Regions from separate parts of the Mus musculus genome. Here regions 2 and 3 are each linked to region 1. A link is a loop called in an ENCODE intact Hi-C map of the cell type or tissue named here. Cell type or tissue: left cerebral cortex. All regions are shown on one strand.

The links. Peaks named below come from ENCODE experiments on the same cell type or tissue, not always from the same donor. Only the 100,000 strongest peaks of a DNase experiment are listed, where the experiment ranks them.
Region 2: it touches region 1 in a loop (2.3-fold over the local background); 6 of 42 quality-filtered maps call a loop at or near these places.
Region 3: a loop joins it to region 1, with 3.0 times the contacts of the local background. A loop is called at or near these places in 2 of 42 quality-filtered maps.

Annotation. Positions count from the first base shown.
Region 1 is chr15:72,805,838-72,813,837 of GRCm38, forward strand. All of the region lies in intron 16 of Trappc9 (trafficking protein particle complex 9), which reads right to left. Peg13 (paternally expressed 13) reads right to left here and starts at 4,487. Exons shown (of 1, transcript NR_002864.2): 1 at 1-4,487. In left cerebral cortex, CTCF peaks have their summits at 3,381 and 4,504 (motif pointing left); DNase peaks (open chromatin) are centred at 1,459, 3,311, 4,192, 4,510 and 1 more place; H3K4me3 peaks cover 5,501 bases; H3K27ac peaks cover 2,643 bases.
Region 2 is chr15:72,859,074-72,867,073 of GRCm38, forward strand. All of the region lies in intron 16 of Trappc9 (trafficking protein particle complex 9), which reads right to left. Among named protein-coding and RNA genes, the nearest start is that of Gm41343, 31 kb to the left of the region's middle. In left cerebral cortex, CTCF peaks have their summits at 766 (motif pointing left), 4,676 and 5,670; DNase peaks (open chromatin) are centred at 2,315, 2,770 and 4,488; H3K27ac peaks cover 323 bases.
Region 3 is chr15:72,513,996-72,521,995 of GRCm38, forward strand. All of the region lies in intron 1 of Kcnk9 (potassium channel, subfamily K, member 9), which reads right to left. Among named protein-coding and RNA genes, the nearest start is that of Gm24390, 27 kb to the left of the region's middle. In left cerebral cortex, a CTCF peak has its summit at 3,220; a DNase peak (open chromatin) is centred at 3,208.

The DNA.
Region 1 (8,000 bases):
CACTGACTGGATTATAGGTCAGCAAAGCCTGTTGGAGGGAAGGGAGGAGGCAGCCTCATAGCTATAGACAATAAGGTGGGCATGTACCCACATATTCCTTCAACCTCTTCAGCTAGGATGAGCTAGGGCTAGATGCCAGCGGGTGGGAAGGAGCGGGACAAATGTGGGGGCAGAGGGAAGGGTTTGGGACAGGTCATAAACAGCTTGCCTGCCATTGTAAGGACTGTGGGGTCTATTCTAAATAGCTAGAGAGGCACAGCTGGGAAGTCTCACTTTGGTTTGAATGGGATTACTATAAACAACAGACTATTGGGGAAACACTAGAAACTAGTTAGGGGGCTGTGGAGGCAACCCAAGCTAATCGTCTTGGGAGGGAAGAGTGTGGCTACAATACATGCCTTGCCGCTGGGTTATCAAGGTTATATGGTTCTGCAGAGACCTGGCTGAGACAAGGAGGCAGCCTTGTAGCTAGCTAAGGAAAAGCAGTTCAGAAGGAAAAGCTTTCACAAAGACAGTAAGGTGGGCATGTTCCCATCTACTCTACAACCCTGTTCAGCTAAGATGGGGTAAGGATAGTGCCAAAGGGAGGGAAGGGGGGGGTAAAGGCACAGGGGTGGGGTAGGGGTAAATCCAAGGCTGCTAAACACTGGGAACATTAAAAACACAGAGAGGACAGAAGGTACTAGAGTGCTAAGCACAGAGAGGAAAGAGAAGAGTTAGACACGACTCGGAGATATCCGAGACTGGTGTTTTCTTTAACGGATCCTGAGAAGACTGGAGTGGAACCTGGTTGAGTTCTGAAGGGACTGGGTACAGGAGAGGATCTGCACGCTGGAAAGTAGGCCTGTCTGAGCCCCCTTGGAGCTCCGGCCGTGCGGAAGCCTTCTCCTCCAGTCAGTACTGAAAGCTGAGTGTGCCACAAGATCCTTGCAAGTGTGGCCTGGCAGAGAGGATCGGGCAGCCCCGATGGGTGGGAGCCCAGAGAGTCCCTCACTGCTCACAAGCAGCAGCTATCGCTGCAAACCCAAGCCAACAAGACGACTCCCAGATCCTCCCCAAGCGATGTGATCAAGACTGCTGTGGTCCTTGGGGTACGCTGGGAGTCCTGCTGCAATCCAAAGAGGAAGGCTAAACACCTGGGTCCTTGGTGCATCCCCCCGATACACACACACACAGCCATAATCCAATATATGCAGTTGGCAGAGTTACAAAAACACCTGCCCGGTCTTCAGTAAACACCCCAAAGTACAGCATTCTTCGCTGGGTAAGGATACCCAACCATTTCCTTGGAGCTGAAGCATCCATCCTAAAAGCCACAGCATAAAGAAAGCCAACTGGTTAATGAGTCTGCAGGTTCTCTATGTCACCATCCTATGCAGACATCAACCCAGGAACTCGGTGCACAGCCACTGCTGCCCAAACGAGGATGCCTTGTCTGCAGATAGCTCCACTGTGCCTCAGCAGCGTGGCAAGGACGTCTGCCTGGTCTCTTCCACACAGCCACAGCCATGAGAGCATGAGGCACCCAAGTGGAATCTCACTATAGCTCTGCACTTTCACCGTCTTTGGGGCAAGGACATCTGCCAAGGGGATCGGTGATCCTCACAGCCATCTATAAGGCAGTGACATCAGGTCATGCTGCTCCCTTGTAAGATAAGGATTGCTGGCCGGGTCCTTGATCAACCCTTGACCACAGGGTAAAACCCTCCACTGGCATCCTTGGTGCTCACTCAAAGCAGTGCCGTCGTCACAAAGAACAGAAATCCAAATACCTTTTGAATGGGACACAACATGGCTTCCTGAGGGCAAGGAAGCACTCCTGGGTCCTCCACATGTAGCAGCATCCAGACAGAAATTTGGCTTGGTTTGTTCACACCTTTGCTGTACCACCATACAAAAGACAAAGATGTCTGCCGAAGTCATCTCAGTGCCTATGGCACCCACCCCTGCAGCCACAGAGAGGTGAGATGCCCTTCTGAGTTATCATAACCCAGTGCTGCTGTATAAACCCCAGCATAAAGATGTCTGCCCTCCATCTTGAGGGTAGCAGTGCTGATGCAGCCACTCAGTAGGTGCAGTGAGCTCCTCGGGAAAACCATCCACGGTGTAAGAATGCCACCCCAGGCTTTGGCTGTGTGTATGCAGCTGTGACGAAGCCTGCATGGCTATAGAGCCTGTCTGGGTCCTTAGCATGCCACTCAGTGTGGCTATCCACAGAGTAAAGGCTCCACTGGGTCATCCCCCAACCCTCAGGACAAAGCCATCTGCCCATCTCCTTGCTGTGAGGCATTCTGTGGGAATAAAGTGCCCTGATCCGAACAAACAAATACATCTGTGACACAGGTTGGCAGGTTTGAAATCCCACCCACGTTCTTAGTCTGTAGAGTATGGACCCAAGAATGCAACTATTCACAGAATAAGAGAAATCCAGTGGGTGAGCAGGGCTCCAAGGTGACACAGTGCTGCACAAAGCTGAGGTCGGCCATCCAGCTTCCAGCTGTGCCTCTGCCTACACACAGAGCAAAATGACCCGCCCAGATCCTGGGGAAACAGATGCAGCCGTGATGGGCGCAGCCTTAACAATTCCAGATCTTAATGTGCAGCCACAACAATGAGGCTACCATCTGGGCAAGGGCGCTCCATTGTGCCTTCGTCCCCAAGATAAGGGTATCTGCCTAGATTCTTAGTATACAGCCAACACAATGGAACAGTAAAAGGACGCTTCTCACTGTGCCACCAGCTCCAAAATAACATCAGCCTGGATCCTTAATGCCCAGATGCTGCAATGTATATATCCACATGGTAAAGATGATCGCTCTTACCATACCCAACCTTTGTATGCAGCTATGGCCACAGAGTGGCCTGCGGGGTCTAAATACTCCACCTCCATTCCCGGAATAAAATCTTCTCTGATCCTTAGTACACAGCCACCACACAAAGGAAGGAAGGACGTTTCACAATGCCCTTATCCTTAGGGCAAAATAAATAAATAAATAAATAAATCAAAGAAGCCCAAATTTTTAGTGTGCAGCAGTCACAATGTAGTTACACTCAGGGTAAGGATGCTCAGAAACACCATCCTCGGGATAAGATCCTCTTAGGCTTTTCAAACGCAGCTGTCAAGATGCACTTATCCACAAATACGGGTTTCTGCTATACCAACATCTCAGGTTAAAATCCACTCGGGCACTTGGTGCTCAGCCACCACAATGCAGGCATCCGCCAAGTAGTTCAGACTCTGTTAAACCATCATCCAAAATAAGGATATCCATTTGATTCCTTAGTGCGCAAGCAGCAGCCATATAGGGTGAGGCACTCTGAGGTTATCTGTGCACAGCTCTGCTGCGCCACCATCCGCGGGGAAAAAAAATATCATGCAGAACCTTAGTGCGCCACCAAAACCATTCAAGTGATCCACCCTCTAAGGTTGCTTCGTTGGGTATCCGTGCGCAGCTCCACTGTGCCTCTATCCCCAAGGTAAGAACATCCGTTCAGTCACTGAAGTGCAGCCACAAATATATGTAATTCCCCAGGATTAAGATAACAAAGAGCTGTACAGGCGTTGGCTGGGTAACGGCATACGCCCAAGTCCCAGCCAAGCGTGGAGACCTCCATGGCTCATCATTGTGCTACAACCACAATGCGCCTATCCACAGGGTGATGGCGAGCCTCTGTGCTAGCGTCTCCAGGGTAAAAAGATCGGCCAAGCTCTCCGTTGCATCGCAAGCTGCAGGGTTCTGTGCTCGAAGGTATCTCAACGCTCGAAGGTATCCTCGCACGAACTGCACCGACACAGATATCTGGGCTTTTTCTGTGCCTCCTTTTGCCCATTCCTCGGTCACCACCACAAGTGAAAAACTCCCGGCTCCGCGGCAGTGTCGCAGGTCTTCTATCCAACCATTTTCAGAGTAAAGGCCGCGGATCTTCCCGGAGAGCCGAAGCTGGCCGGAGAGCCGCGGCAATGATCGTCTACATAGCACCAGCGCTTGGATGAGCTATCACACAAGGCCTAAAATCTCAATAAGATGGGCTAACAAGCCACCGGGTCCTCTTCGGTTCGTGGTCACAGAGCTGTAGTAAAGGGGTTCGCTCAGCTTCCAGCCGTGCCGCAGTCTGCAGTCTTTAGAGACGTCTGTCGAGATCTGGAATGCAGGCAGCTGTGACGCAGTCTGCTGGGCGAGTCCGCTCAGACTTCAGTGCGCAGGTGCGGCAATGCGGCAATCTGCTCGGTGGAGACACATTCTGCGGCGCCCTCTACCGGGTAGGAACGCCAGTCCACGAGGCCGGCAGCCCACACAATGAGGCCCCACAGTTGATCAGAATGGTTCTACTGAGGTAGCAACCCTTAGGGTATCGGTGCGCAGCCACACTGGATGGAGACTTGCAGCCTAAGGGTGCTCCACTGAGTTGGCAGGGAAGGCTATCCACACAAATACTCGGTACACCGCGGCCATGGCAGCAAGGCAGTCAGCGGATCTCAGTGCGCAGGCGTGGCAATGCGACAGAATGCACTTTAAGAATGCATTCTGTGGTGCCATCTAGCGGGTAAGAATGACTCTTGGTCCTTGGTTTAGGGGCACGGGGAGAGAGAGAACGTGGGTACCCCAATGGTGACTGGCGCACGGCCCCAGTGGTATAGCATCTACCTGGATAATCCATGCTGTCACACAGGGTGACGATCCACAGCCTAAGGACGCCCTGCCGGGTCTTCAGAGTGAGGGTGTCCAAGCAATAATGATATGACAAAAATGAATGTCCCACTATGTCTGCAGGGTGACGGTGTTCCACCTAGAACCAGGCTGCAGCAGCAAAAAATGCTCAATGTTAGGAACGTAGCCGGGTCCACTGAAGGCGCATGGGGAACATCCGGCATTGCGGTGCGGCGCAGCCCTGCCCATAGCTCTCCCTGCTTAGCCCCTCCTGTGAGGGAAATTCAGGCTGCCTCACTGTTGCACAGACTGTGAGAGCCATGGACTATCCTTTTGCAGTGGTAATCTGGGTGCCCCAGTGACAAGAGGCCAAGGGTGACCAGTGTACCCTTACTGGTCTGCCGAACCAATAATTTGATCCCGATTCATGTGCGATTTGCTAACAATAAGGACTATGTCTTCCAAAATGAGCTTTAAGAAGCTCATTGGGTTGGATTACCAGGAAGGGCCGGGCAACGGGGTTTCCCAGGGCTCACCGGAGGGCAATATGTGACGCACTAATAATTTCTAACCAAAAGCTGAAAGTTTAAAGTCCCACCTTTTTATATTTCTAAATATTCCAGCAATATGGCATCTTGTAGCAAGGAAGCAAAGTATTTTCATTTTATTTGTTGATCACGCTGGGAAGGGTGCCGCACGCAATGGTCCGAGGGAAGAGCCCCTGTGTCCCTGACACTCCTCTTCTTTCTTCAGTATTCACAGGGGAGAGCCTCATGTTAGTGAGGGCCACACATGAGGCAACAAGAGGCTAGGAATCAGAACCTTCCCTAAGAAATTGAGTAGAGATGTGTTTGTTTCTTTTTCTTTTTTTTTTCTTTCTTTTTTTTTTTTTTTTTTTTTTTTTTTGGATGTGTGTTGGGGGAGGGTTTTTTTGGTTTTGGGGGTTTTTGGGTGTGTGTTGGGGGAGGGTAATTTTATAACTATGTTTGTTGGGTCGCCTTCCTGCATTCTGGTTATCAGTTATTTTACCCCAATAAAATCTTTGATTGCCTCCTGCAGGGGTTGTTTGATTGACAGTAGGCTCCTTTTGTTCCACGGGGTTTTATATGCTAATTGTTAGTTTGCCTCTGCCTTCAGATCATGATAGAATTTAGTTAAAGCTTGCTATCATTCACACCGCCTTGTAAAAGACAAACTGTGTGGTTACTAATATAATTCAAAATAATTGCTTCTCTCAAAGTTTACAGCCCCGTGTTAACTTTAATTTTGAAAGTACTGGTTTTTTTTTTTCCCCCAGAGTACATGAGTGAAAATAAAGGGAAAAAAAGATGTACTAGATGTGTGTAAGTTTAATTGAAAATTCTAACCTGAGCATCAGTGAAATTGAAAACACTGTATATGCGTCAAGTCAGAAGCTGCATTGGCATATCCTGAAAATAAATGTGTGCTCATTAAATAAAACACAGAAAGCCAAATAAACAGGAGAATAGATGTGCAAAGAACACACTTTCTGCAGTGCTAACCAAGCTTATATTCCCTTGGTTTGGTTTGGTTTGGTTTTACCCAGGGCCAGTTTTACTTCTCTCCTCAGTCTTCGGATCATGACAGGGTAAAGCTGGGATGGAAGGAAAGGCCCTGTATACGCAGAGAGGCCTTCTGAGGAAGCCAAGCCTCTTAGTAGCAGAAGCAGGAGAAGAGACTCATAGGACATTGAGGTGAGTCTCGCTTACATGGATGATACACTTTGAGGGGTAGTTCGGTGCTCTTTGCAACCTGCACAGTGTGGCTGGATCCCCGTGTCCATTTCATTGAGTTGTGGGATACAGAATGTTTCTTCAGAGCCAGCATGCTGTCTAGCTTACCAAGGGGACACAACCAATAGAAAGAAAAAAGAAATTGGGGAAAAAGCAAACAGCCAGAGCAATATTGGTGAAAGGACCCCCAACAACCCTCTGCTACACCTCTCCCAATCCTACATGAGTCCCAGTGCAGACTGATGGCAGAGGAGAGCAGCTCTCCACTGTGCTTACCGCAGGGACTCCCTCCCTTCTTGGTCTAATCAGTTCTTTTCTGGACCACTAAGGAGAGTTTAGGAACCTCCTTTTTACAGAAGCATCTGGGATTCAATACTATAGGGCTATTTCTGCACGTGTAAGCCAGACTAGCAACTGGACCTCCTCAGTGGATCCTGGGGAATGTCGGGGGTTGGGGGGAGCACCCAGAAGCAAGGGCAGGTCAAGAAAGGAAGACATTAGAGAGGGGGAGATACATGAAGTGAAGGACACATCAAGGAGACACAGGTGTTCCTCAAGGATACTTCTCAGTTGCTATAGACACACACACATGGGCCTCCAGTGATTTATGAAGATAATAGGTTCGTCGTGGGAAGGGGTGTAGGAGAGTTACAGCAGCTACAGAGCCAGGTGTGGTGGCACACACCTATCACCCCAGCACTGGCTGAAGTAGAAGTTCATGTTCAAGGCCAGCCTGGACTATAGAACAAGTTTGAGGCTAGCTTGGACATATAGTGTGACTCTCCCAACAAGGCCATAGATCACTGATGACTTATTAGCCAAGTTACTTAAAGGCCACAACTCTGAAGCAGGCAGCTTTGGTGAAGCTGTGTTTGGAGGGAAAGAAGGCTACACGCCTGCTCTCTGAGAGGGCAATGCTTACTTCAGCACTGCCTGACGAAGAAGCTGACGTGGTACTTCTTAGACAGCCTCACAGTACAGAAGCTCTGTTCCTTTCTATCCTCTAGGCCTTTGGGGAACAGTGCTAAGCAGCCATATGGACCAAGTTCAAGCTCCCATAGCTACCTCTGCCAGACTTGTCCTGCCAGTTACCTGTGCTACACTAGAACAAGGCTCCAACCCATATGTACTAAACTTGCTTGCACAGAGTCTCAGAAAGCCGTTAGATCATTTCTACCCTGCTAGCAAGAGGTGGCATCCAGACTGGTGAGAATATGGCTTACAGGGAATGCAAGAGGCCCTCTCCTCCTCCTTCTTTCCTTCCGCAGCACCCCACACCCACACCCCCACCCCACCCCACCCCACCCCACCCCCGCGTGCATCCTCTTTCCAACAAAGATGCTACAATGTTAGGCTTCCTGCTTCCTCAATGACTCAGTGACACAGGGATAATTAGTGACAGCACCCACAGGCTTCATTTGCAGATCTCCAGGGAAAGGGTGACTGCTCAAATAGTGTCTGACATGTAATAAACACTCCACGAACATATGGTAAATTGACAAATGAATTGGAAATTCATTCTGAGCAGTCAGCTCTTTGGAGCCCTCAACTAATGCTACTGAATCTATCTCCTCCCTGCCCCCATGTCACTAGGCAT
Region 2 (8,000 bases), 53 kb after region 1:
CCATCTGTCTGGAAGCCATGAATCGTCCCCTCACACCTGGTCTTTGGGCCCTTGATCTACTTCTAGAGCTGACGCCTGTCAACAGTGTCTAGAAGTAACTCAAGCCCCAAACCTAACACTGAAGTCCTGGTCACCTCTAGCCTGCCACTGCTATCAAGATCCTATCCTACACACTTTACCAAGTGCCCAGTAAGGAACACCCTACGACACCCCTCCACACACACCACTATGTGCCACCTTCTGCTCTTCGGCACTTCTGAAGTCTAACCACCCTGCTAAATGGCCCTCTGACCTAGCACTGCACCTGCGGTGTGCCCTCCAGTCTGTTCCTTTAGCCCCACCTCCTTTGCAGGCCTCAAGTCCTCCCCCAGCCTCTCACTGCTCTGCTGACAGAGTCCCGCCTCCTGTCGTGGCCCCGCCCCAAGCACTCTGCCTCTCTTGCCAGGGCTAGAGCTTACTCATCAGTCTGTTCTCAGCTTGCACTTTCCTCCTCAGGAAATGAGGAGATACCCTAGACTAGGCCAGTCTACAGCCGCTCAGAATTACACTCCTCAAGCTTGAAATAACACATCGCTTGAATGGGACTACTGAGTCTACAGACGTCGTCTCCCCTACGGGAGACAAATCCATAGGCTAAAAGAGATGGCTCAGTGGTTAAGAGCACTGATTGCTCTTCCAGAGGTCCTGAGTTCAATTCCCAGCAACCACATGGTGGCTCACAACCATCTGTAATGAGATCTGGTGCCCTCTTCTGGTGTGTCTGAAGACAGCTACAGTGTACTCATATACATTAAATAAATAAATAAATAATAATTTTTTTTTTTAAAAAAAGGAAAAAAAAGAAACCATGGCTCACCTGGGTACAGCATACAGCTGACACGGAAGGCACCAAGCAAACCTGTCTATTCTCAGTGCATATTGACTCTCATGTCTACCTCTTAGAGAAAGAGCTCTGTCATGTGTTGACTGTGTCCCAGTGTGGTCCTGCAGCCCTATCAGAAGCCTCTATCCATTCATCTCACTCACACATCCTAAGGAGACATGCCCTCCTCAGAGCAGCAAGTTGTGAACATGGCCCAGGGAGGCTGTAGTGCATGAGGCCTTAGACCAACACAGACACGCAAAGAGGGAGCCATCAAAGAGCTTGTACCGCCATCACTGTGTATCATCAAATGAAGGCCATGGCTATGATCCCTGTGCTCTGGGAGAAAGGGAAGACTCATGAGACAACCTAGAGGAATACATGGATGTCTGCGAGGACCACTTCTAGAGCTGAGCATCTGAGAAACTGCTCTAGTAAATCCGAAGGGTAGTCTTATTTGTACTGATATGGAGTCCTTCAGCGCAGACGGATAAAGGGCTTCATTCTGCTAACACGCACCTCCCTCCTTTGTCGGCCAAAAGAGTAAGAGAAAACAACCACCGAACAAAGAAAGAGACAGCAAAGCGGCAAAGACTCCAGGTGTCTGCAGAGACATTTGCACACCTCTACAACAGCTCACTGGCGTTTACCATGTGTGAGGACACACACCCTTTAGATGGCCAAAGTAGTCAGAACCCTCCGAGCACAATGAGATGGCCACCGGCAGGTCTGGACCTGTGAGTCTGGCCGAAGGATAACACCCTTCACCTCTTCAAGACTCCATTCACTCTCTTGCTAATTGACGGGCGCAAAAGTCAGTGTAGGCGGGACAATGGTAGGGCTTGATCTGCAGGAAGCCCTAAATATGTGCTGTATATATATACCCAGGGCCTCTATCATATGACTTCTCTGATCTCAGTGATAAACACACTAAGCCAGCAGCCCTGGCTGGGGCGCAAGGAGGGTCAAGCACTGCATCTAACTGATGCTCAGCGGTATGCAACTTCACACCTACCCCTGCACAGCAAAAAGGTGCTGACACAGGCACTATAGCTGGCACAGGCTTCAGTGCTCTCTGGAAAGAGGGCCACAAAGTGCTGCATGAGGCTTCTTCTGTCGTCATGGCAAGCAAAATATTAACAAATTGTGTTTAATCTGCTTTCTTTCTAGCATACAAGTAAGAGGCCTTATAGAAATCTGGCAACGGCTAAATCTGCAGTAGAAACCCACTTTAATCCAGCTTTGCCCATGAGAAAGGAGGGCTGAGAGGCCAACCTCAGCTTCCTCCCCATTGTCAGCAGCCTTGAGAGCAAGAGGGTAGGGATTAGTATGAGAGTTAGAATCAGGGATGAAGGAACACAGTCACCAATCTGATATGGGGGCTGTCATGGCAGATCTAGAAGAGAGAGATGGCTGAGAAAATGTAAAAATAAAAAAATCGTGAAAGCAGAGAAACACACACACACACACACACACACACTGTAAAAACCCAGCTCCAAATGCAGGCATGAAACCAAGACTCTGCAGCAGCCTGGAGACACACTCCCTCTGCGAGTGAGCCTGCCTGCCTTCTCCCCTGGGACAGGTGGGCAGAGGAGGGATAAGGAGCCCACCAGGACTGATGGAGAAGTGAGCTTGGGAAGAGCACAGATGAGAAGAGCCAGCAGGCAGGAGCACTGGGCACAGCTGCCATGTGGGGGGCAGGGCGGGGGGAAGGGAGAGCCTGAAGGGCAGGGGTGAAGAGAGCTCCTCAAAGGAAAACCTAATAATCAGCCACTCTCCTGTTGATTCCTCCCCACTAAATTTAATCTCCTTCTCTCTTGTGTAAAATCCATACAGTAAGAAGCCAGCTTAGCGTCCTGCCCCTGCACACATGCCCCTGCCGTGTTCCCTGGGCTCCCCCAGTGCATGCTGAACAAAGGCGTTTTTCTGTCAGAGTCAGCTCACGTCCTTGTTCTGTTTTATGAATTGCCCTTTGTGTCTTAAGTCAGAGATATCTTTCCACACTAAAATACGTCTTCCTAGACCTTCATCCTTACTGGTCATGTGTCACACGGACAGATCATCATCAGTTAATCAAGTCGTCACTGCGGGGCATTTATGTTGCATCTACTAACTCTGGCTTTATAAATACTACTGCGGCCGAGAACATCATGCACGCAGCTTTGTACACCGGCCTATCTTATTTCTCAAGGTAAACTAACTGCCGAACCGTGTGGGTCAATACATGGTGATAGGCTAAAAAAAAAATGTCAAAGATATCTGTGTTCCAGTCTCTAGCACCTATTAGGGTGTACCATGACACATAAGGACTTTGCAGGAGTGACCAGTGAAGGTTATCTAGGTTGGTTTGGAATGCCATTGCCAGGGTTCTTGGGAGAGGAAGGAGGCCGGGAAGGTCAGGACTGAAAATATCATGCTGTTCATGGTGACTTGTAGCAGGAGGAAGGGGCTCTGAGTCAGAAAGGGAGGTCTGGTTAGATGCTGGAGAAGAGAATCGGTGTTACACACACACACACACACACACACACACATGCACACTCTCGAGTGCACACAATCCCACAGGGAGTTCTTCACATCCGAGCAGTACAATCTTCAGATCCACAAGATGATAAATCTGTGTTGTTTCCAGCCACTGGGTTTGCTACAACAATGAGAGAGCAGATACATGTTTTGTGAGCTTGCATGTTTATTTTTGAATCAAAAGGCTACTTACTCTCAGATACCTGGTACCAGGCCACTCTGGTTCTCAAGCAGCCCATTGGGGCCTCTATTCAGAATCCGGGAAGATGCTGCCACGGAGTGATTGGCACATGGTCCTGGGAGGATGGGACTGAGGTTTTCTCTGCTGTGCACCAAGCATGACCCTATGCTGCTCCTGCCTCTCCTCCTATAATGACAGGCAGAGACTGACTTCACGGTTTCACGGCTTAGCCAACTATACTTCAAGAAAGCCAGGTGACAGCCTGCTGTCACATTAAATCATTTGTTCACTGAAGAGCCACTTTGAGATCACCTGTCATCACCTAGGTGACATCCTAACACTAACGGTTCAGCGTGGACAAACAGTCTCTGTCTTCTGTGTAGCTTCTATCTCAGGGATAGAACTGTGAAGCTTGAAGCCGGTCTGGGAGCTGAAGGCCCCAACCACTCAATCTCCCCAGCATGGTAACCCACCCCAGCCATCTGAGACTCCCTCTCTGTCGCCCCCCCCCCCGCCTTTTCTCTTTTGTTCTCCAATACCTAAAAAAAAAAAAAAATCCCCTATTAAAAAATGCTTAAATCTTAAAGGCCTCAGCTACTTCTCACTAGAAGGTAGGCAGGAGGGCAGGGCACCCTGCAGTCATTAGCTGCAGAATCCCCAGAACAGCCTTACATGCAAAAGGACCTCAACAAGTTTCTTGAACTGTTTTTCAAAATCTATACCCTCTTCTCCTTATTCTACCGGTCGGTCTCTGAGTTATTAGGAACTGTGGGTGTCTCCCCTGCAAAGCCTTGCCTCCCACCTGCCTCTGAGTCATGTCCACCTTCAGCCTGGAGGAAGAATACGGAATAATATATAAGCAGCATTTCAGAGAGGAGGCTAGGACCTCTTCAGAATTCCACCCAAGCCATTTGCTACAGAAAGGGAGGAAGCTAGAATTCTCGCTCTGTAAACACAACGGCTGCCAAATACAAGGCATGGAAAGGGATGGAAACTGCAAAGCAGGTACCTTATCCTCATTTTGAGAGAGCCTTCTAGAAGGTGCGCAGCACACCTAAACCTTCTGTGAGCTTTCTATAAGGAAAGGCAGCCCTGTGTGGTAAGATGATGAACTGCAGTGCAGTGTGGTACCTGCCTGCTGCATTGCCTCCATCCCTGCAAGCCTGAGGAAACAGGCCTGTAAACAGAAGCATGATGGCCCTGTTCCCAATGCCCCTGCCCTAAGTTTAAAGCTCAGGAGGCAGACAGGCAGAGACACACACCACCCTGAGTTTCTGAAACAAGAGCCACGGGGGAAAATGTTCCTAGGACTCCAAACACATGCCAGGCTGTGTGGTGGCTTTCTGAGTGTGGAGTGTTCACTGTGTCCCTTCGTGTGTGTCCAGTGCTCAGAGGAGCATCCTGGCTCTGTCAGGTGCAGCTCTTACTATCCCTGACTCATAGAGGAGGAAGCTGAGGAGCAGAGGTGCCGATGGCTTATCTCCTGGCTAATGGCTGACCAGCTGCACAGTGCAGGAACCTTGTATCTCAAGCAAAGCATGAACCTGAACAACTCTGTCCTCCCCTCAGAACTAAGCCAGAGCTTAGGCACTTTGCATATGCTACCTCTGCTTACACAGCAGCGAGGGAAATCCGATCTGGTCCTGACCCACAGAAGCTGTAGCGCAAAGAGATCACGTGGCTTGCCTTAGATGACAAGGCTAAAGAGCAGTAGGCAATCTGCTCTCGGGTCCTCACTGTCCGAAATGCAACATCATTCAGTGGGGCCATATATAGCCACACTAGACACAGCGATCTGAACCGGGCAAGGTTAAGCCTCAGAAGGACAGAGAGAGGAGGAGAGGAAGCACGAAGAAACACAGAAACAGTGCACACATCATGGGATAGGCTGCCATGATGGTCACAGCAACCACACACACAGAGCCTAGAAGGCCTTCCTGACATCTAAGCCTGGCATCCTCGAATCTGAGGTAAAGGCGTTGGGTGATGTGCCTTCTCTGGACTGAGCCACACCCCAATCCTATGCACACCACAAGGATAGCAGCTAGGCCACAACACCACCTATCTGCAGTGAGCTGCAACCTCTCTCGTTAGACACACACTTGTACCACACGGCGCTGTACTGGACCAGCAGGATCCAGAGGAAACACAACAGTGCAAATTTCCAGTTTCCTGTGTTAAGAAAAATCAAATGAACCCTGCAGAGACAGCCATGGCCCACTGCACCTCTCTATACATGCATCTGATCCCCAGTCACATGGCTCCTCTGGGCTCCCCAGGGGACCAGCTGCTCTGCTTCTGTGCTGTCCCAAGAACCCTGACAGAGGCTGGTAGTGAATCTTCACTGCTGTACTCCTTGCCAGAGTCTCAGTTCCTTAAAGATAGTCCCTAACTCACTTGATTTGCATTCCCAGAGCTAAGTCCAGTCCTTAATAGGTAGGCAGTCAATGAATATTTAATGAATGAGTAAGAATCAGAGGCTACATTGTAGTGCACTATCATTACAAAATAATTAAATGGGGAGGGTGTTTAATATAATGGAGTTCTGCAAGAGACAGCAATGGCACCCACAGTGCAGTATGACCATTTCATGCCACTTGGCTGCACACTTAAATGTGGTGATGGGTAAATCTGGTATTATGGGTATTGTAACCACAATGTCTCCAGAATTTTATCCAACTCTTAAAATATTTTTAGTTAACATACAAAATCATGGGTTTCACTATAACATCTTCACACAGAATCATCATGTCTTACTCAGATTTGCCTGAGTGTCTCCTTACAGCACAAAGGAGTGGCCTGTCTCACAGTGGCTGCCTTCCTAGCTTGGGCTGATGGCTCCACTCTCTTCCAGTGCCCACAGTGGAGAGGAAGCAGCCCCAGCTCGTGGGTGTCAGACCCTCTGGGTGTTGCTGCCTCTCTACCACCCTGCAGACTCTAAGCCTCATCGGATGCCATTTTAGCACCAAATCAAGCACCAAATGAGCGGTGGCTTTGCTGGGGGGGAAACGGCAGGAAGGATGTGGGCGGCAGGATGCGGGGACAGCAAATGCTTAAATGAAAGTCAACCCCAAGGGACTTGTCTGAGTCCTGAAAACCAGATGGGTCTGGCTATCTATACAGAATGCACCAAGCTTTGCCGTTAGTCATTATGGCCCCGCCTTCAATAAATCTCCTTTCAAGGATTGGAGAAGGGGGCACTCAGATTATAATTACCAATTCAGACCTCTCAGAATGGAGAAGGTTGGTGCAAAAACCTATTAACTCTGGGTCAAGAAGAAACAGGCAAAAAGAGAGCTGACTTGGAAATTACGGCAGGGTGGGGGTGGGGGTGAGTAAAAAAAGAGGACGTAGGATTAATTTTAGGATTAATTAACAAGTGCAAAGAAATTTTGAGAAACTAAAAATACCTTAACAAAAAGCAGAGCAGCTAACTTAAATTCTTAATGAACACAACAAATGGAGAAGTGAGGGAGGACGCACCCTTTAAATATCCCTCATCAAGGTCTGTGGCAGCACAGTTACCTCACATGCACATCTCAGGGCGCAGGGCTCGTGAGCCAGAGGCTCCAAGCAGCAGCGACGACGGGGACTCAGCCACACACTTCTAAAACTCCCCTCTCCTAACTTTCGAAACCAAACTTCAGTGAGTGGCTTTGCTTCGTGCTTAGCTTCTTCATCCCGGTGACCATTCAACACATAAAGCGTCTTTTGCCTATGAAACTTCTAGTAACCCGGTCAGGTCATAAAATACCACACTGGTAAATTCAGCAAACTCTTTACACGTTCCCCTCCCTAGATTGTGCTGTTTCTACGGACTGTCCTTTGCTTTCTGTAATGTCTTTTTCGTCTTTGGTCTCTCCCAAGCATCTTTGCAAGTCCTCCGATACAGGGGTCAGCAAAATTGCAGCAGTAGCCCCGTTTCCTGTTCCAGAGTCTCCTTTGAGTGGCTGCCTCAGTTTAGGGAAACTTCCCTTATCAAGGATAGCAGTTCTATGTCTACTTCTGGCTCACACTCATTTAGACAGCAGCCACTGCCCTCTAAGACCTGCCTGGGTAGCACGGCAGCTGCAGACAGCTGCAGAATGAGCACATCCACCATGCCCCGCCCTCCAGAGCCACCAGATGAAAACAGAATCTCCCCTGCCTTGGCCTAATGGTCCCTAAGACCTGTCAATCACATTGCCACAACCTTCTTCTGCCCCACTCCAAACCATTCCAAGCACAAAGTTCAAGTTCATGTCTTGTCTCAGCTTTCCCAACAGCAGGTTCCAGTCTCCTCCCTGCAGTCTGCTGTAAGTGCAACCGTAATTCTGGGGCGTGAAGACTACAAAGCCTCCGTCAGTCTGGCCCTGGTGGCAGCCTTCAGGTCACATTGTAAGTGTGAGTACAGTATGAACTGAGTGCTGGAAGTAGTCTCCAGTGCTTCAAGTC
Region 3 (8,000 bases), 290 kb before region 1:
AGTAATGACTCCAAGCCCACAAACAAGAAAGCCAATAAGTGATTTAGCAGGTGAACTAATATCACATCTTCAGAGCCGGAGCCTGGTATTTTTGTCTACCAAGAATGAGGCTAAAAGCAAGAGTCAAAATTGAAAGAAGTCATGGCAGAGCAGGAGGGACTTTTCTGTTGTTCACTTTGTTCAGGGATGTATCCCCACACCTAGGCAGTGTCTCTAAGGTAGAAAGTTGATCTGGTAATAGGATTTAACCTTGTATCAAGGGTAACCTTGATAGAGAGAGAACACACAGCCCTCAAAGACCTCAGTACCAGTTTCATTCTAGTACAAGTTCTGAAATGAATATTGCCCAGAAAAAAAGAAAAAAGAAAAATATATCATGGAGAGTGTTTGGACTGGGAATTTGGAGGCTAGAATTCAAACCCTGCCCCATCAAGGAAGGTGACATGTATGCTTCCCCAAGTGGCATGCTCATGGTCACATACCACCATTATTATGTTACATCCCAGAGAGTCTCTGTCAACTGACACGTGGGATGATGATGTCTCTAGGTAGACTGTTGGGCAAATCTTCTGAGACCAGAGACCTAATAGAACCTACCCAACCCTGTTCTCCCTCCCACTCCTGTTTCTATTCTACCCACATTCCTCTGCTGTAGTTTTTCACCTTTCCAGAAGATGTGGCCTCATTCTCTCTAGTCCCCAACCCCTCCACCCCATCCATTACTGAACTCTGTTGTTTCAGATACCCCTCGTCCATTACAAAGGTAGATACAGGGCATGATGCAAAGTTGGAACCAGGCCAGAGTAGGGAGGCAGAAAAGCAGAGAAGGACCTCAATGTATATTTTGATACAAATAACCCAGTGTGAAGAATGAAGAGAGGAAAGGATTGAAAATAAGCACCACAGAAAGCTCCAGGGACAAGGAGATATTCTAGAGGGAAAGATAAAATGAAAATGAGAGAAATAGTGGCTTCAAATCAGCCACCCTTGGTAAAAGGCAGATTGACAGAGTTGGTTATCTCTGCAAACTTAAGAAAGATAAATGTAAAGAAAACCACACACCAGTGATGTTAAAAAGAAAGCTAAAGAGAGACCTGCTGAAAGGCAGACAGGAAAAAAAAATGACACAACTGATTCTGCAAGGCCAACACCTCTTAGACTACTGATATCTAACCATAAACAATGAAGGCCGAGAAGCAATTGGAGCCATGTCAATAAAGAGTCAGGGGGAAAAAAAACGTTACCCCAGAATCCCCTGTCCTAAGGAAACAATCTGCATGTTCAGCTTTTCAAAGCTGGAGAGTGCAACACCATCAGATCAGCACAGCATACCTACTGGAGGAGGGAGCTCTTCCCCCAAAGAAGACAGCAGATGAAAATTTAGGACTTCAGGGGAAAAAAAATGAATCATGTGTTGAGAAATATAAAATGCACAGATGTTATTTCCTCTCCCCCCTGCACGAAGCTCACCTGCAGAGCAGACACCAATGGATGGGGTGGAAGGGTTGGGGACTAGAGAGAATGAGGCCACATCTTCTGGAAAGGTGACAAACTACAGCAGAGGAATGTGGGTAGAATAGAAACAGGAGTGGGAGGGAGAACAGGGTTGGGTAGGTTCTATTAGGTCTCTGGTCTCAGAAGATTTGCCCAACAGTCTACCTAGAGACATCATCATCCCACGTGTCAGTTGACAGAGACTCTCTGGGATGTAACATAATAATGGTGGACTCAATAAGCACTTAACAGTTCTACCTGGGATATACTTAATGTAGGAAATAAACATAGCATCATATGACTCAAAAGCTGAGTGCTGGGTCCCCTTATCTGTCACTCATGTTCTTCAAGGATAGTTCAAAGAGTGCTCCCCAAATCCTCCAATAGAAGCTTTTTTTTTTTTTTAAATTCAGACAAGCTCTCACTCTCTAGTACAGTATGCCCTGGAACTCACTACATAACCTTCCCTTGAATTTACAGAAATCCTCCTGTCTCAGCCTCCCAAGTGCTTGGATAACAAGCATGTGCTACCACTCCAGGCTCTCGAAAGCCATCTTTGAGTTCACACTACAATGCAGTCTTGCCCAGAGGTCAAAATTGGTCCCTACAGCGGGCCAATTCGTCTTGAAGCTGATTGACCCCTTAGGGAGAACAAGTATCCTCCATTCTCCAGCCTCATTTTTATGCTTGCCATGTTTACTGTGACTGCTTACTGGTGCCAGCTAAGGGTGCAGTGCATAGAGAAGGTTGTGTTGGGGGAATTTGCTGCTGGAGAGGAGTAAAATATTTATAAATGGCAGAAAGGGGGTTCTGACAATAGGGATTAAAACAGGCACAAATCCCAATAAAGAATGACTCAGGGTGGCTTTGAGAAGAGATATGCTAGGGAAGGGAGCTAACCTTGGCCCCTTGTGCTTCCAAGATGGTTCCTACTTCAGCCCATGATGCAGCTAGCCTCCCATCTATCCTCCTGTAACTTCCTAAATTAATTCTCTAAACCTTTCTTCCCTTTTCTGTAAAAAGGACATGAAGTGAAGCAATCTCTTTATGTTATCTAGCGTTTTATAGTATGCTTTCCTGCATTTAGTCTTTCCTCTGGAAGAAGGTATCAATGTTTGTGGCATTCTATGCTAAGCCATTGCTTATTCACAGGGCCCTCTGTGTTCTGCAGAGGGAAATCCCTTCATGTGTGTTTTTCCTGATTCCCGGGGCGGGGGGTGGAGAAACAGGCTTCTTTTAACTTTGTATCTTAAGGGAACAAAGGGACCCCAAATACACTTTTTAACACGGAAGTGTGCAAAGCATGAATTTCTCATCGAAAGTGGGCAAAGGGAAGGGCTGAGATGTCTCCCATCTGTAAAGGGGCCACAAAACCCTGTCTCACAGGGCAATGTTGTGCTGCTGAGGCACCTGTCAATGCCCAGGCTGTGATGTGAGTTCATGCCAAACATGAAGATGCCTGGGGTGGGACACATTTCAGCCCCCAAGTATCTCAGACTTGGGTCCACAGCATCTCCATGCTTTGAAGAAAAGCTGGCGTTCCCTATCCTCCTCCATACAGGATTGGACTCACAGCCTCTCACCCTGCTTTTAAGGAAGGGGGATGGGGGCTCTCCTCCACACTAGCTTACTTTCTACAAGCAGCGGAGGAAATGCTGTCCACAAAGAGTCCACAGGGTGGCAGAATGGTGGAAGCCTTGGCCTGTGGTCTCTCTCAGCCTGCCACCAGAGGTGCAAGGGTGCCCTCTGGCGGGTGATCTGTCACTGCAGAGCATGAATGCAAGCATAGGTCCTGACACCTGCCCAGGTTCCCTCCTGGGATGAGTCCAAGAATCACGAGAAAAAGTCACTAAAGTGTCTTTTTTTTTACTGGCAAAACATATGTTACCTGGTGGATTTTTTTTCTCTCAGAAGGTATCATCAGTCAATGGAATGTTGGCAGAGATAAAAAATAAAACTAGTAATGACCAGTGTTTACTAATAGCATGAGGTACCAGGAACTAAGCTAAAACCTTTTTACACACAATAACTCATCTCCTGGGGGAAACAGGGGGCCCTTTCCAGGTAGCCAGTATTCTCCTCTACATGGATGTGGTAGTGTTCATGATCTTGGGCTTAGCATGATAGCTTCCTAAGCTCCCATGTCAGGCTGATCTGGGCCTTGATCCTAATTTATCCCCCGTTGTCAGCCACACCCACAGTGCAAATGAGGTATCCACATTGTCCCCCTGGGTCAGGAAATCCAGGTTCTCCTATTGGTCTTCTTGTTGCACCCACATAAAACCTTCCCTTCTGCCACGCTTTCCTGTATTCTCCACCATCCAAAAATCTCTGCAAAAAAATGTGGAGAGACAAATCAAAGACTCATAAGAAAAAATAAGGGTAGAAAGCTGGCTGATGTTTGAGAAGTCTGTGATAGGATAAGAAAATCAGTAATAGTTGGAAGCCACCAGGACTTGGGTTGGGATGGTTCAGTGGGAAGAGGTACATTCCCTCCCTCAGCTAATAGTGTTAGGCTCAGATGGCTTCAGGCCAGTTATAGTGTAGCAAGACTTGTGGGTGGTCAGAGGTAAGCAAAGCTCTGACCTTGACACAGGGAAACCTCCACACTTTACAATATCATCTCTGATGATCTCTCTACAAAAGTCCATTCTAGAAGCTAGCCTGTATTATTTGCACTGACCTCTGTTTTGCTTGTGTGTCTCTCTCCAAAGAGCCACGAGAGCACTGGATTTCCAGCCTCCGGATGAAGACTTAAGTTTACAGCCTTGCTATATGCTGGTTTATGATGCAGTGTCTCTTTGTAGGCTGTGGTAAGGCAAGGAGTTGGATAGATTCCCAGGGTGGGGCAGAAAGGTCCCCAGAGGTAAGCATCTACCTATTTGAGCTTCTTGGTTGAAGCTTCACAGAAAGAAAACCATGCTCAAGTGGAACATTGTCCTTGATATCCTTCCCCCAAAAAGCAAGGATGACAGTTGCTGGGGTGGACACTTGTGCATCTGTCACAGCTGATTCCCATCAACCAGCATCGCGAGACACCACAAGCAAAGGGTAGAGGCAGGCATTGCCAGGGGACGCATGATAACCATAATTGCTGCATGATAGCAGTTAGAGATGGATGATCGTAGCCCTAATGGACTTCTTCCATGTCTCAGCTATATAACCTAGGTAAGTCATCTAACCATGTAGGGGTGGAGACATCAAAACCCAAGCAAGAAAGGAGATAAAACTATCCCCACCCACCCAATCCTGATTATCTCTTACACTTCCAATTATTTGTAGTGTCCTTTTTGCTTTTTAGACTTTTCCACTTTAAAAGTTACTGGCTATAGGAATAAAAATTCACATAATAGAAAGAAACAAGAGCAAACAGAAGAGAGATCAAAACTGATGAATGTCTATGTACCATCTTTCTGCTCAGACCTGGGAACATTTCCTTATGTTTCCCAAATCCTATTCCTAAATACTTTTTCCATGACTGAGAGAAAACTTCACATAAGCAATTATTTAAAAATGCTAACACTAGTCTATTGCCAATAGCATTCTTCATAAGCATCATTTTTAATTCATCAGCTTCAAGTAGAGGCGCCACAATTTCTTCGCCTAAATAGACTAAATGTGGAATGTGTTGGATTCTAATTTGCTTCTGTTGCTAACAGTCATTTGTGTTTTGGCCAAAAGCACACAGTTCCTGGCCTCGGAAGTTTTATTCCAAAAGCAAAGGAGAGAAATCAAGGAAGTGCCAGCAAATGGGCTGAACTCTGTCCTAATACCAGTGAGATGTGTCCTCCAATGGCATGCCCAATGTTATTAGGTGATCACTTCTACTTCCTTGCCTTGTTCCAATAAATTATACTCAGTGAAACTAAGATGGCCACCATGGGTTCTCATCTCAGGGTGTTAGGGGCATGGGTGGATAGATGTAAACAAAACTATTCAAATCCGTAAGTATATAAAATGTTCCTGGGGGGGGGGGGGAACTGAAATAAATGGAAGAAACACCTTGGAGACACACAATGTTCCATGCTCTTGGGAGAGTTGGAGGAAGAGTAAAAACGGCAGAAAGATTATCTAAAGAAATAATAAACAAGACCTTTCAAACTTTAATGAAAATGTTGATCTGAACATCTAAAAAGCTTAACATAATGACAAGAAGGATGAGTGCCTAGATTTAAATTACTGTAAGTGCAAGAAGACAATGATGCAATGTTAAAACGAACAAGGGAAAACCAACTCATTGTTAGGACTCCTCAATAAGGTCCATGAGTGACTCTTATTCCAAAGCAGAGTCCAGAAGACAATGGAATGACATGATCAACATGCTGAAAGAAAATGTCAACCAAGGATTTCATATCCATTTAAACTATCTTGCAAATTCAGGTAAATTAAAATGTTCTCAGACAGTGAAATGACATTGTCAAGGAGCCAAATGAAAGTGACAGTCAATCAAAAATTTTATATCCAACTAAACTATCCTCCTTTAACAAAAAACAAAAAACAAAAATAAAACCAGACACTAAGACATTCCTACATTAAAAAACAAAACTAAAACCAAAAGTATTCTTTGATAGCAGATTTTTCACTTCAATGATTATTTTTAAAAGTCTTTCTGATTGAAATGAAAGAACTACAGTCAGTAGTACAAATTCATGAAAAGAATGAAAGAGTGGCAGTAAAGGTAATTACATGTGTAAATATATAAAAGCATCAGATGGTTTTATTCATACCCTTTCTCCTTCTGTATAAAAGACAACCACTTAACTTATAAAACAGTGTTGAAGGCAGCAACTTAATTATAAAGCAATGAGAGATAGGTACATAAATATTTCACTTGTACAACAATAATGAGAGAAGAAATGGACCGGTTAGGGGAAAAAAAAACTTCTGTAAACCACTGAAGTTGTAAGATACTATCATCTCCAACTAGCTGGTTTTAAAGAGGCCCATTGTTATTTCCAGAGCAGTTACTAAGGAGCTAATTCAAAACACAAAAGAAGCAACAGGAGAATGGAAATGACACACTTTCCGGTCTACTTATCACAAAAGAAACCAGTTATGGAGAAATGAAGGAACAAAGGAACACAGAACACAAGCAGCATAATGGCAGATTTAACACCTTCCAGATCAGTAAGTACATTAAGTGTAAATTAACTACACACTCCAATCAGCAGTTGGAGGTTGGCAGATAGACAAAAACAAAACAAAAGCTACAACCCAAATGCCACAATCCAATGCTGCTCTCTATAAAATAAACACCTAAAATTCAAAGACATGAGCAAATTTAAATAAATAAAAGGATAGACCCAAGGCAAACTGCCCCCCCTCAAAAAAACAAAAAAAGCCAAAACAAACAAACAAACAAACAAAACCCAGCATGTCTGTCCTAGCACCAGATAAGAAATTGGGTCCAAAATGAATACTATCACTAGATACTAAATAAATAAATTAGTGAGTTTTTGAAGTAATAAAAGAGTTGGTGTTTCAAAAGGTGCCACAAACATAAATGTGCATATATCCCAAACAGAATGTCCTGATATGGCTACCTAAACCTTGTCCCAGACTCACCAAACAGCCACACCACTGAGATTGCCCTTCTCATATTCCTTTGAGGAGACCTGAAAGTCTATAATTTTTTTTTATTCCCTCTCCAAGGTCCTGCATAGAACATTAATCTAGCAGGTGCTTTCCATGCTAGACAGGAGCCACAGAGAGCTCAACTCTGGACCTCTGGTCACTCTATCCATGACTGGCACAATGTCTAGTGACAAACAAACTTGATTTCTCACCCCTTATTCTCCAGGGCCCAGAATGGGGATGTATGTGTGTTATACATGTGTGTCCAGTCCAGGATGGGATGAGGCCATCACAAATCAGCTGCCCTGGAGTGGAACCTAGATCCTGTTTCTTCTCTGGGGTGGCCATGCTATTCCTTTGGTCTAACAATTACCAGAAAGCCTGATTCCTTTTCTTTCTCTTTCAGGGCCATGGTTTCACCACACCAGTACATTAATTCTTCAACAGTCTCATTACACTATTTTTATGTCTTCTCTGCACTCCAGCCTTGAGGTTCCCATTGCACCATTTCCTCCTCTGGAGCAGGCTACCAGAGAATATGAAGGTTGCCACTATAGCAGATAAGAAAAACCCAAACCCAGAATTGCCATGAAACCCAACTACTCCAGCCCTAAGAACATAACCAAAAGAGCAGGAATCCTGGTAATAAGTATACATACATGAACATAGACACATTCCTGCCCAGAGCTAGAAATCTCCAACCTCCTCAAAACCAGAAACATACAAACAGAGTGTGGCATCTTTTAGTAGAATAGCATCTTGCTGTAAATTAGAAAGAAAAGCTAATGCTCACTACATGTGTGAGCCCCCAAAATACCCTGTTAGTGAAGAAGCCAGATTCCAAAGGCCAAGTATCACAGGATACCATTTATAATGCCAAGCTCCATAGAGACAGAAGATGAATTCATGGTTGTAGGGGTAGAGGAAGAGAC